Regions from separate parts of the Homo sapiens genome. Here regions 1 and 3 are each linked to region 2. A link is a contact called in ENCODE Hi-C or POLR2A ChIA-PET data. All regions are on one chromosome and are shown on one strand. Each heading gives the region's core, a stretch centred on a gene start or an enhancer-like site at or near the end of the contact. The rest is flanking DNA. Distances are from core to core; before and after follow the strand shown.

Region 1 (3,311 bases), core at 110-2,609, 590 kb after region 2:
GAGTGACTCAGGCATCCCTGGGTAGGGGCCAGGTCTTACAAGGCAGAAACCCATAAATCAAGAAGTTGAGATCTTGGCCAGATGAGTTTTAGGGATGCCTTAATACTGAGTTCTTTCTGAGTCAGGCCAGGTTTGGTTTCAAGACTAGGAAGGGCTGGTAGGTCTCAGTAGTCAGCTGTGTAGCCCCTTTTCTTATAAGTCTAACAGAACTATTTCTTTATTGCACATGGTAAACATGCAAACAGGAAATTATCCTAAAAGGAATCACTGAGAGATGGCAGTTCAAATTTTCTCCAAGGTAGTTGTGTTTGAAAAAGACTCTTTCCTCAGACCTAATGTTCTTAGGTATTAATATCCTGCTCTACCTAACAACATCCAGGACTTTCTTTCCTTTGTATCTTGTTTGCCTGAGCAACACTCTGCAAACCTTCCTTCTGGATCTGCCTGCTGGTTTTACCCCCCAGTCCAAGAGTTTAAGGCTGTTCCCTTACATTAGATTTAATTCAATTACTCTTTTTTTCTGATTCGGAAACATCAATATAAAAAACTAATATAATTTATGTCTCTTCAAGTGTAATTATTTCTATTAATGTGATGGAGAAGCAACATCTTTTTAAAATACACATATTTAGTATACCGAGTTTTCAAGAGCTTAGTTTTGGTGGCAAATAAATGAATACCAAGTCATAATGTATATTTTTTAAATTTGATATGTGTGTAGCTACATCAAAACAATATTTGATTAAACTATACTCTGGAATATAAACTGACTTGTGGTGAGTTAATATATTAATGAGGTGTTTTGAAGACTTCTTATGCCATATAGATGTTGTATTAGTTGATTCCTGATTGTCTTGAATTTTGCAACAGGCATCTAATCTGTTGGTGGTTGTTGTTGTTGTTTTATAGCCTCCAAAAAACCTCTTCTACCAGGCCCTTCCTGGACACATTGGTCACTCCATAAATACTGTGGATAGATTAGCAAAACTTGAACTGTATATCCATAATGATTCACTTTTTTATTTTGCATCAATTTACTGGCAAAATTTGAGGGATTATCAACTTGGCTTTTACAAATAACAGGGAATAGCCAAGTTGATAGGGGAAGTGCTGAAAAATCCATGAAACAGACCGGGACTAGGTAAGGGCAGAGAAGGAATGAGGGATTTTGCTGGCCCAAAAGGCTCAGGTGTTTCTCTACAACTGCATATGGGGCAGACAAGTTGTCCAGGCACTCAATAGCTGTCATCTACAGACTTAAGAGTAGAAAGTTTGTTTTCAGGAAGTGGCTAGTGGAATTTCCCAACTGCAGACAGATAATCTAGAAGGTGGGGCAACTGAAGAGTTGCTAATAGCCTCTGACTATGTTAGGGAGTGTCTATAAATCAGGCCATTCTTCAGAAGGGGGCATTGGGGGCGGGTCCTAAGTAGCATCTCAGGATTGCTGAGAGATTCACAAGGCTGGAGGGAGACTAGAGATACCTACAAAAGAAACTTTAGTTCTTAAAACCCACCACCCTTTCTCCCTTTCATGCTGGGATAAAGGGAGAAAGAAATGACCCAAAGACAAAAAGAATGCAATTCAAGAACAGGTTGATGGCATCTACAAAATGGAAAGAAGAGATAGCTTCTTCTAGCATCTCTTTATTCTAATCTTTTTTAATGCCTCCACTATTTATTTATTTATTTATTTTATTTTTTTTGAGACAGAGTCTCACTCTGTTGTCCAGGCTGGAGTGCAGTGGCACGATCTCAGCTCACCGTAACCTCCGCCTCCTGGGTTCAAGCGACTCTCCCGCCTCAACCTCCCAAGTAGCTGGGATTACAGGCATGTGCCCATGCTTGGCTAATTTTTGTATTTCTAGTAGAGACGGGGTTTCACCATGTTTGGCCAGGCTGGTCTTGAATTCCGCACCTCAGGTGATCTGCCTGCCTCAGCCTCCCAAAGTGCTGGGGTTACAGGCATAAGCCACCATGCCCGGCCTATGCCTCCTCTTCTTATGCTTGGAAGTGAAGGTGAGCACATTTTAAACCCTTGGTACACCTTATTTGTTGAACTTACTGCTGATGCTCCAGGGTTCCTGAATCCCCAACTTTCCCAGCACCAGCTGCTGAACTCTCCAGGGCTTCTGCGCACAAAGCCTGTTCCCAGGAAGTGGGAGAGCCCTCTCCTTGGAAGAGAAGCCTCCCAGTACTGGCCAGAGGGGAATTTTGAATACTGAAGTAGACAAAACCAAATGAATGACATGCTTTCTCAAAGAATGAAGAAAAATAAAATAGAAAATAAAAAAGTGTCTGTTCCTTTTCTCCTCTAAATGAAACTGTAATTAAACTATTTCTGGGATGTTGAGGTTTTATTCCACTGCTCTTTCCCCTATTCTGTACTCGTACAAGTCAAGGCGGTATGAAATTTACCCATAGAACAAGCTTCACAAAGTGAAAAGATGTGTTAGGATTCCACTACCGGATAAATTCCCCCTACAGGCCCTGAAATCTGCATACTTGCAGCCTAAATGACATTGGAATGGGAGATCTTTGAATATTGATTTCTAGCTCCTAAGGGTATCAGACCTTCCAAAAAATATCTCCCAGGTGAATCATCTTAGTGGACTTTTGCCCTTGACACTGAATTTTCTCCTGCTCCTTTCCCTCCCACAAATATAATCCCATCAAAGAGGGAATTGTTTTATTCCACAGAAGAGACCTAAAATAAATGAGACTTTCTTGGGAAACTCATTTGTGTAGATAGGCGGCCTCCTAGGAGGCTGACCCTTGCTTTCTTTGGCTCTCAGCCTCCTCTTGGCATTTTCAGGGCAGGTTCCTTGACTGTCCCTTTGACCCCAGTAAGGTCAGGCCAGCATATGTTTAAGAGACACGTGTCACTTCTCCCACTGAGTAGCCCAACATAATTCCTATTTCATGCTTTGCTCTGAGTTTACCTTATCTCATCTTTCCTCCTTCTGTTTTTTCTAATCCTACAAGCTTTATTCTTGATATCCCAGCTTTTCCATCTCTCTCTTCTAATCACCCCCAACCCATATTTCATACATCAGTAAATCCCTCCATATATTGGACTGGTGCAAAAGTAGTTGCTGGTTTTGTCGTTAAAAGTAATGGTGTATGTAATCCCAACTTCTCGGGAGGCTGAGGCAGGAGAATCGCTTGAACCTGGGAGGCGGAGGTTGTGCTGAGCCGAGATCGTGCCATTGCACTCCAGCCTGGGCAACAAGAGCAAAACTCCATCTCAAAAAATAAAAATAAATAAATATAAATAAAAAAAGTAATGGTGTAAAAGGTGTAATTCAGTAGCC
Region 2 (3,605 bases), core at 311-2,810:
AAATTTGGTTTATGTGGGTCATGCCAGAGAATGACAGTCTCACTTTTATTTATCATACTATTGATATTTAGGTCTGAGGTAAGTTGGGTTTCCTGTTACATGTGCCAGCATGGTTGAAATACAAATGTAAAACCTTGGGGTATGATAGGAAAATCAAGTGTGACCATATTTAGGAATATTTGAACCTATTCATTGTCGATCAATGGATGGAGTCCATCAAAATACCTACTTGCCTGAGTTCTGTCATCCTCTTGTTTCCTAAATATATTTATCTCCTGGTCTGAAAATATTAAAAATTACAGTGATGGTAGAGAGGAAAGAAGAGAGGCATGCCTCTTTTCAGATCATTTGAGATTAAGCGAAAACTTGGACATTATAAAAATTTATTTACTATGTAGCTTTATTTGACAAAAGCATCTTTCACATTATCAATCATGAATTATAAATTTGATTCTTCATGCTTACGAGCAGATATAGTACTACTGTAAAATCTAGTAGGAACAATATAGTAACCATGGAGTGAAAGACTCAATTTTTAGGTCCTTTAGGTAGCTCTTTAAGTACTTAGGTTTTTAAGTGCAAAATCATTTTTATTAACTATGTTACTGTATTAGAATGATATATAGTGAGATAAAGACAAATTTGAAGATTGAGGGATGTCAGTACGCTTTGACGTATAAGTTGACTCCTATGAAAGTGATTAGTTTGGCTTTCCCTCTGTAGCTTTCTCACCTCCACATCTCAAGGATAAATAAAGTACAACCAGGCGTTTTCCATTTTTTCCCCCAGTTCTCAGTGGAGTATATAGCACACAGTTGGTGTTTAGCAAGTGTGGAAAAAAGGATTACTTAATAACTTTATAATGAGTGTTATATTTTTCTGGTAAGAATACCAGCTATAAAAATAGAACCTTGTCATTTAGAAATCAGTATACAAAGTGCACTTGGTTCGGCCTGGCATTAGTGATGAAGACTTGCTTACTCAAATCGACTACTTTCGGTAGGAACCACTGTGGACCAGATCCTTGCGTCAGTCCACATTCATTTTAGTTGCAGTGTAGACCGCAGCACATATCTTGTGTTTCAACATCACTCTAATTTAAGCAGCCCCTAAAGCTGGAGCTATTCTCACCAAGCATCTGGAGGTATTTGTTAATTCTGACCTTTTCATAAATGAGTGATTTGTGTCTTGCTTTTGCTTAGAACTTTACTTCTGAAAATAAGAGCTATTTAATTCAACATTTCCCAAACTTCCTTGACCATAGAATTTTTTTTTCTTTCCTAGTATCACAGCTTCCTATTGAACTCTAGCATGGGAAATACTACATTAAATCATTAGCTCATAATGACCTAGAGTTTATAGCATAAATCTTACTTTTCCCTTTCTGACAACTCTTTAGCTATTTGAAAGAAGCTCTCAAGCGTCTGACTCATCTCCAAACAAAATAGCTCTAGTCTGTTCATTCCTTCCTCCAAATATCTCCCATTTTGTCAGTGTCATTCTTGAAATTCATCTGCCAAGTATATACTGTGTACTGAGTAATACATGCCAAGTCATGTGCTGTCCTCAGGGGATGGAGTAGTTTAGGTTTTCATAATGCCAATATTGGATGCATAGTCTGGCTGCTCCGTAGTGCCATAATCTGACAGATCACATCCAGGGTGAGATTTAGTGAAAGGGCTGGGAATTAACCATAAGTTCTGTTTATGAAACATCCATCCAAATATAAAAACTCAGGCAAATTGTCAATGGATTGGAGAAAACCTCAATTCATAGGTATGAGTAAGTAGGAATTCAAGGGGAATATTTGCTCTCAGGGAGTTGCCATAAAACTAGCCAAGAGAGCCATGGAGCTGAAATATGGTATTCTGTTATCAGTCACCAAGATCCCCAGATAGAATGCGGCTGAGGTCAAGCAGAGAGGGACTGGCCTCACAAATGGGTGGTTTTCTGTGGTACTGGCACATACAGCAGGTATTTCTGATCTCTAGCTGTACTTGTTTGGGACTTGATGACTTTGTCTTTTTGTGTTGCCTAGTGCATATTTTCCAAGTAAGGTACGCTGTAGAAAGCTCACATCTGTAAGGTGGGTTTTGATACTCTTGTTACTCAAAACTGTTAGTTTTTAGCTTTCTTTTACAAAGACAGTCACTCATTGACCTAGAAACTGTCTGACCCCAACGATTTTGTAAAAGCCAAGAGAAATTTGTTATCTCCTGACTACCAGTCTTTTTTCTGCATATGCCATCTCAACCATGTCTTCCTGAAGAGTTTGGTCATGCTCACTACCTGTATTTCCATGGCTCCTTTTGTCATTGTTTTGAAATTCATTATAATGTAATATGAAATGTCAACTTACCCTGATGTTTCTTGTACTGTATCGATGCTGATATTCAGTGAAGTATGACAGAGCAAGTTATTGATGACATCTGAAGGTATCACCAGGTCTTGGAGCCAACTTTAAAAAGTGAGGGAGCAATTAAGTAAAAACTAAGTAATTTTTGTTTCTTATTTATTTTTTTTTTGAGACTGAGTGTCACACTGTCGCCCAGGCTGGAGTGCAGTTGCGCAATCTTGACTCACTGCAATCTCTACCTCCCTGGTTCAAGCGATTCTCCTGCCTCAGCCTCCCTAGTAGCTGGGATTACAGGCACCCCCTACATCCAGCTAATTATTTTATTTTATTTTTAGTAGAGGCAAGTTTTCACCATGTTGGCCAGGCTGGTCTCGAACTCCTGACCTTGTAATCTGCCTGCCTCAGCCTCCCAAAGTGCTGGGATTACAGGCATGAGCCACGGCACCCGGCCAAAACTAAGTAATTTGTGGACTGGATAGTGCATGCGATATTGGAGCAAAAAAATAGAAATGCCTGATGGGTTGCGATTGTCAGTAATCCAACTCAGATATACGGTGGACATCTTTAATTCTGGGCAGAACATTTAGAACATCTCAATAAAACCAGCTCTAACTGCTAATTCTATGATAGGCATATTGTCCTAGATTTTATAGAATTCCACGATTCATCTGTTTATTCAAACATTTGTTGAGCAAATAGAGTAGTGGAAGTTCTAGGAAGAACAAGACATGGTCTGTTGATCTTAAGGGACCTTCTCTTCTTACTAGAGAAGACAAAAATAACTGTACAACATAATACTTGGAAATTGCAATGAGAAAGGCGCAAATAAAGCACTATGAGGAAATAGAGCCGAGAGACCTGTTTACTTTGAGTTACCTTTGATACCTTGCTTGGCCTCTCAGCAGCATTTGACATTTGATCACACCTTGTTTCACTCTTGAAACACTTTCTTCACTGGGCACCACACCCTTCTGGTTTTCCTCCTAACTCAGCACCTTTCTCAGTTTCCTTCGATTCTTCTCTACTTTGACTCCTAATGTTGAAATATCTCAGGGCTCAGCCTTTGGTTCCGTTTCTGCAGCTACACTCAGTATATGAGCACATCCCATGGCTTTTAACACCATCCCTGTGTTAACTCCAGTATTTACCTCTCTCCTGAGCTCCAAACTTAATACCCAACCACCTACTTGTCATCCATCTCAGATAGTAATAGTTCACCTTTTTTGAGTGGGGGTAGGGGGTCAAAGTA
Region 3 (3,329 bases), core at 147-2,646, 720 kb after region 2:
AAGGGTGTGTTACAATTAATATTCTTTTAGCAGTTGCCATCCACGGACAGCTGAGTGTTAAACCAGCTTAGCGGAGGGTCAGGGTGACAGCCTTTTACACCCTGCCCTCTGCCCTCTTGGTACTCGACTCCTTATCCAGCATCCAGAAAGAATCAGGTCACATGGACTTGAAGAATGGTGAATGTGAGGATTTTACTGAGTGATGGGGGTGGCTCTCAGTGGGATGGATGGGGAGCTGGAAAGGGGATGGAGTGGGAAGATAATCCTCCCCTGGAGTTTGGCTGTCCTGTGACCAATCTCCTCTCTGTTCCCAGCCGAACTCCTCTCGACATTCAGACGCTCTTTCTGTTCTTTCCTTCTCTGCTGTGCCACTCTGCCACTGTTTTGCTCCTTTGCTCTTCTGCTTGTGGAGCCTGGGGTTTGGGGTTTATATAGGTACAGGATGGGGGGGTGTGGCAGGCCAAAAGGCAACATTTGGACACAAAAACAGGAATGCCCATTCCCATTTAGGGCCACAGGTTTCCAGGCTTGAGGGTGGTGCCTTTGCCGAGGAACCACCCTCTTCTACCCAGTATTTCCCTGCCTCCTGTCCATGTCATTCATATATATTCTCATGTTATTCTTCCAAGAAATTTGTGATAGAGGTATTATTATCCACATTTTAACAAAGAGGAATATTAGTTCTTTTCCTAAATTTGCACATTAAAAAAGAAAAATCTACACATAAAAGAGAAATAATACACAGCAATGTGTTAACCTTGATTTGGATGAATAAGAGTCTAAGTGTTTTGAGATTTTTCTTCTGTAATTATTTATATGCACTGGGTTTTTCTATAATGAACATGCTTTCTTTTTAAAAAAAATTTTAAGATTATGCGAAAATAAAGGAAGGAATTTTTATCGGGGACAGGAACAAGTCAGTAGGAAGTATGGCTCACACAGCACAACACACAAACCCAGGTTAATATAAACTATGTTCTGATAATTGCATCTAATTACAAGGGAGAGCTAAGCACTAATAATGTTTAAGGTGGACGTTTTTAAAATAACAATTAGCAATTACAAAGGAGAAATTTGGCAACATTTGAGAAATGACTGAATGGAATAAATATAACATTTCTTAAAAGGTGATTTTATAATTACTAATTACTTTTGCTCCAATTTCAATCTACTTGGAAAAAAAAAAAAAGATGGGCAGTCCTGAAGCCACAGGACTGCTGTAGTTGTCCAGGCAAAGAGTAACCAGAACCTGAATTGGGGGATAGGAAGGAAGGGGCAGAGATCAGAAAAGTTAAGAAGGAAGTGAATAAGACTGGTGATTCATTAGCAATAAAGAACAATGGGCAGAGAAAAGCCAGAGTGTGATGTAAGAGACAAAAACAACATTGGCTAGTCTTGGTTTTGCCACAATCCAGTTGTAGATCCTCAGGACAGATATTTAATGCTCTCTTAGCTTTGTTTTCCTCATCCCTACAATGAATGTGTTCCTCTATAACTTCTCAGGTCCCTCCAAGATCTAACGTTTTGAGGCTGAGTGACCAGAATGATGAAGGTAACATGAACAGAAGTCCCACAGAGGAACCTGATCCCAATTTCTGGGATTTAGATGATTCTGTTGAAGCTGTTTGACCTTGGACAAATTACTTAACCCTTCTGTGTGTCCATTTCCATTATAAAATGGTAATAATAATAATAATACTGCCTACCTCGTAGAGTTGTCCTACATAAACCTATAGGGGGGTGCCTAGCATATCATTAAGTCTCAACAGATGTGAACAACCAACAAAAATGCCATCTGTTCTTAAAACTGATCACAACTATGCCTCACGGTTTCATCAGAGAGACTCTCTAGACAACAAAACTTTTGTCATAAAATCCAACTTTTATGACATCCCCTCATATATATTATAGGAGCAGATGTTGGATGTTTATAGAAATGTGACATGTAGGATTTTGAGTAGCTGAGTCACTAGACTTTCAGAGTTGAAGCCTTCAGATACTACGTCCTAGAGTGAGTGCTCGTTGTCACGTCCACTCTTCCTAGCCCAGCACCATCACATCCTAATATTTGTCATAGGTATTACCCCAAAGCAACAGAACATGAAGATCTGAGTCATTATGAAAAAATAAGTGTTGATCCAGCTGCCGTAACTGTCAGAAACAAACCACTCTGAGCACAACGGATGCCAGTGCACCAGATTGTGAGGGTGTGTGACTGACCTCCCAGTCAGTCCTTGGCTCCGTTGCCGTCACTTAAAGGATTTGCAACAAGAACATGGCGATATGGCACATTTATGCACGTATGTGCTTCCCTCCCTGCCCAAGCCTGTTCTCACCTGAATCTCATAATAGGGATGGCAGTTCAAATAACGTCTGCCAACCAAAAAAAAAAAAAATAGTAATTATTTGCCTGGGACTCCAGGAGGAAAACTAAGTACAAGAGTGTCAAACTTCAGGGGAGAGGATACCAGTGAAGAAACATTATTAGAACATATGTCTTGACACTAAAATTATAGGAAACATCTATGCAAAAGATGCAGAGAAATTTTTGCTATTATCATTTAAGATTCCATTGAGTGAATTTTGTAAAACTTGTGATTTCAGAGCCAACTTTCAATTTCAACTCACATAAAGCTGCATGAATCAGGCACTCTCTAGGTCACCATCTAGAACAATGCTAAGGGTACTTTCCAGTGTAAAGTCAGGGTAATTCTCTTCTATCCAGTTCCCTCAACTTCACTTTAATGGCCACCAAAATTGCTGGTATGGAAATTCCTATAATGTAAGGGGAAAATGGCGGTTAAATGATTATTCCTTTGTTTCTCTCTATAGTGGTAAAAATATTTTTGTTTTATCTCTGGCTTAACATTTTTTTCATCTTTGTCAACATTATATACTGACTAGGCAGAATGTTTATATCAAACCTTAGAGTCTCTGGTTTGCAGGTTCATAAATGAAGAAAGTGACTCTGTTTGTTTTTCCTGATCACCTGAACACAAAACAGCCCTATCAGCCTCAGGAGCTAAAACCCAACTATCATGAGCTCATCCCTTACACCTTGAACATTTGATCTTGTAACACATTGCAAGTTCTCATCATCTATCCTTTTGTCTACAGGCATTAGTAGAGATGATCTGTAGTTTTGGTTTTTTCCTTTTTTTTTTTTTTTTCTGCTGACAAAGCTGTGGAGAGGAGGGTGGGTGTTGAAGAAGCTGCTGAAGAAGCACTAGCAGTTTGTCCTTAAACTCAAAAATTTCAGTGGTGCCTACAGCTCTTCCAGTAATTTTTAAAGGGCCTATTTCCCTGAGTTAAATCCTTTTCTTCTTCAA

What was found. A loop is a pair of places that touch in the nucleus more often than their neighbours do. ChIA-PET counts read pairs that join two places held with the same protein, here RNA polymerase II (POLR2A). Pooled maps may share reads with other maps.
Region 1: a pooled map shows a loop between it and region 2 (3-fold over the local background). The contact joins two enhancer-like sites. A Hi-C loop is called at or near these places in 1 of 168 maps with a recorded cell type or tissue (mammary epithelial cell), 1 of 37 single-sample maps with no recorded cell type and 3 of 50 pooled maps. POLR2A ChIA-PET finds 5 or more read pairs at or near these places in 2 of 52 experiments (MCF 10A and activated CD8-positive, alpha-beta memory T cell).
Region 3: a map with no recorded cell type shows a loop between it and region 2 (9-fold over the local background). The contact joins two enhancer-like sites. A Hi-C loop is called at or near these places in 7 of 37 single-sample maps with no recorded cell type and 4 of 50 pooled maps. POLR2A ChIA-PET finds 5 or more read pairs at or near these places in 2 of 52 experiments (A549 and T-cell).

The regions. Positions count from the first base shown.
Region 1 is chr6:105,589,244-105,592,554 of GRCh38, reverse strand. No RefSeq gene overlaps it. Among named protein-coding and RNA genes, the nearest start is that of LINC02836, 41 kb to the left of the region's middle. RefSeq lists an enhancer at 1,460-1,509. Within about 2 kb of position 1,359, at least 3 of the 41 ENCODE cell types and tissues checked have a DNase peak (open chromatin) inside an H3K27ac peak, as active enhancers do; they include mammary epithelial cell, where a contact is called at or near this core.
Region 2 is chr6:106,180,091-106,183,695 of GRCh38, reverse strand. No RefSeq gene overlaps it. Among named protein-coding and RNA genes, the nearest start is that of PRDM1, 96 kb to the right of the region's middle. RefSeq lists a silencer at 1,062-1,111. Within about 2 kb of position 1,560, at least 3 of the 41 ENCODE cell types and tissues checked have a DNase peak (open chromatin) inside an H3K27ac peak, as active enhancers do; they include mammary epithelial cell, where a contact is called at or near this core.
Region 3 is chr6:105,458,083-105,461,411 of GRCh38, reverse strand. The region is part of intron 1 of LOC105377921 (a long non-coding RNA gene); the gene reads right to left. Among named protein-coding and RNA genes, the nearest start is that of PREP, 57 kb to the right of the region's middle. RefSeq lists enhancers at 1,866-1,925, 1,936-2,205. Within about 2 kb of position 1,396, at least 5 of the 41 ENCODE cell types and tissues checked have a DNase peak (open chromatin) inside an H3K27ac peak, as active enhancers do.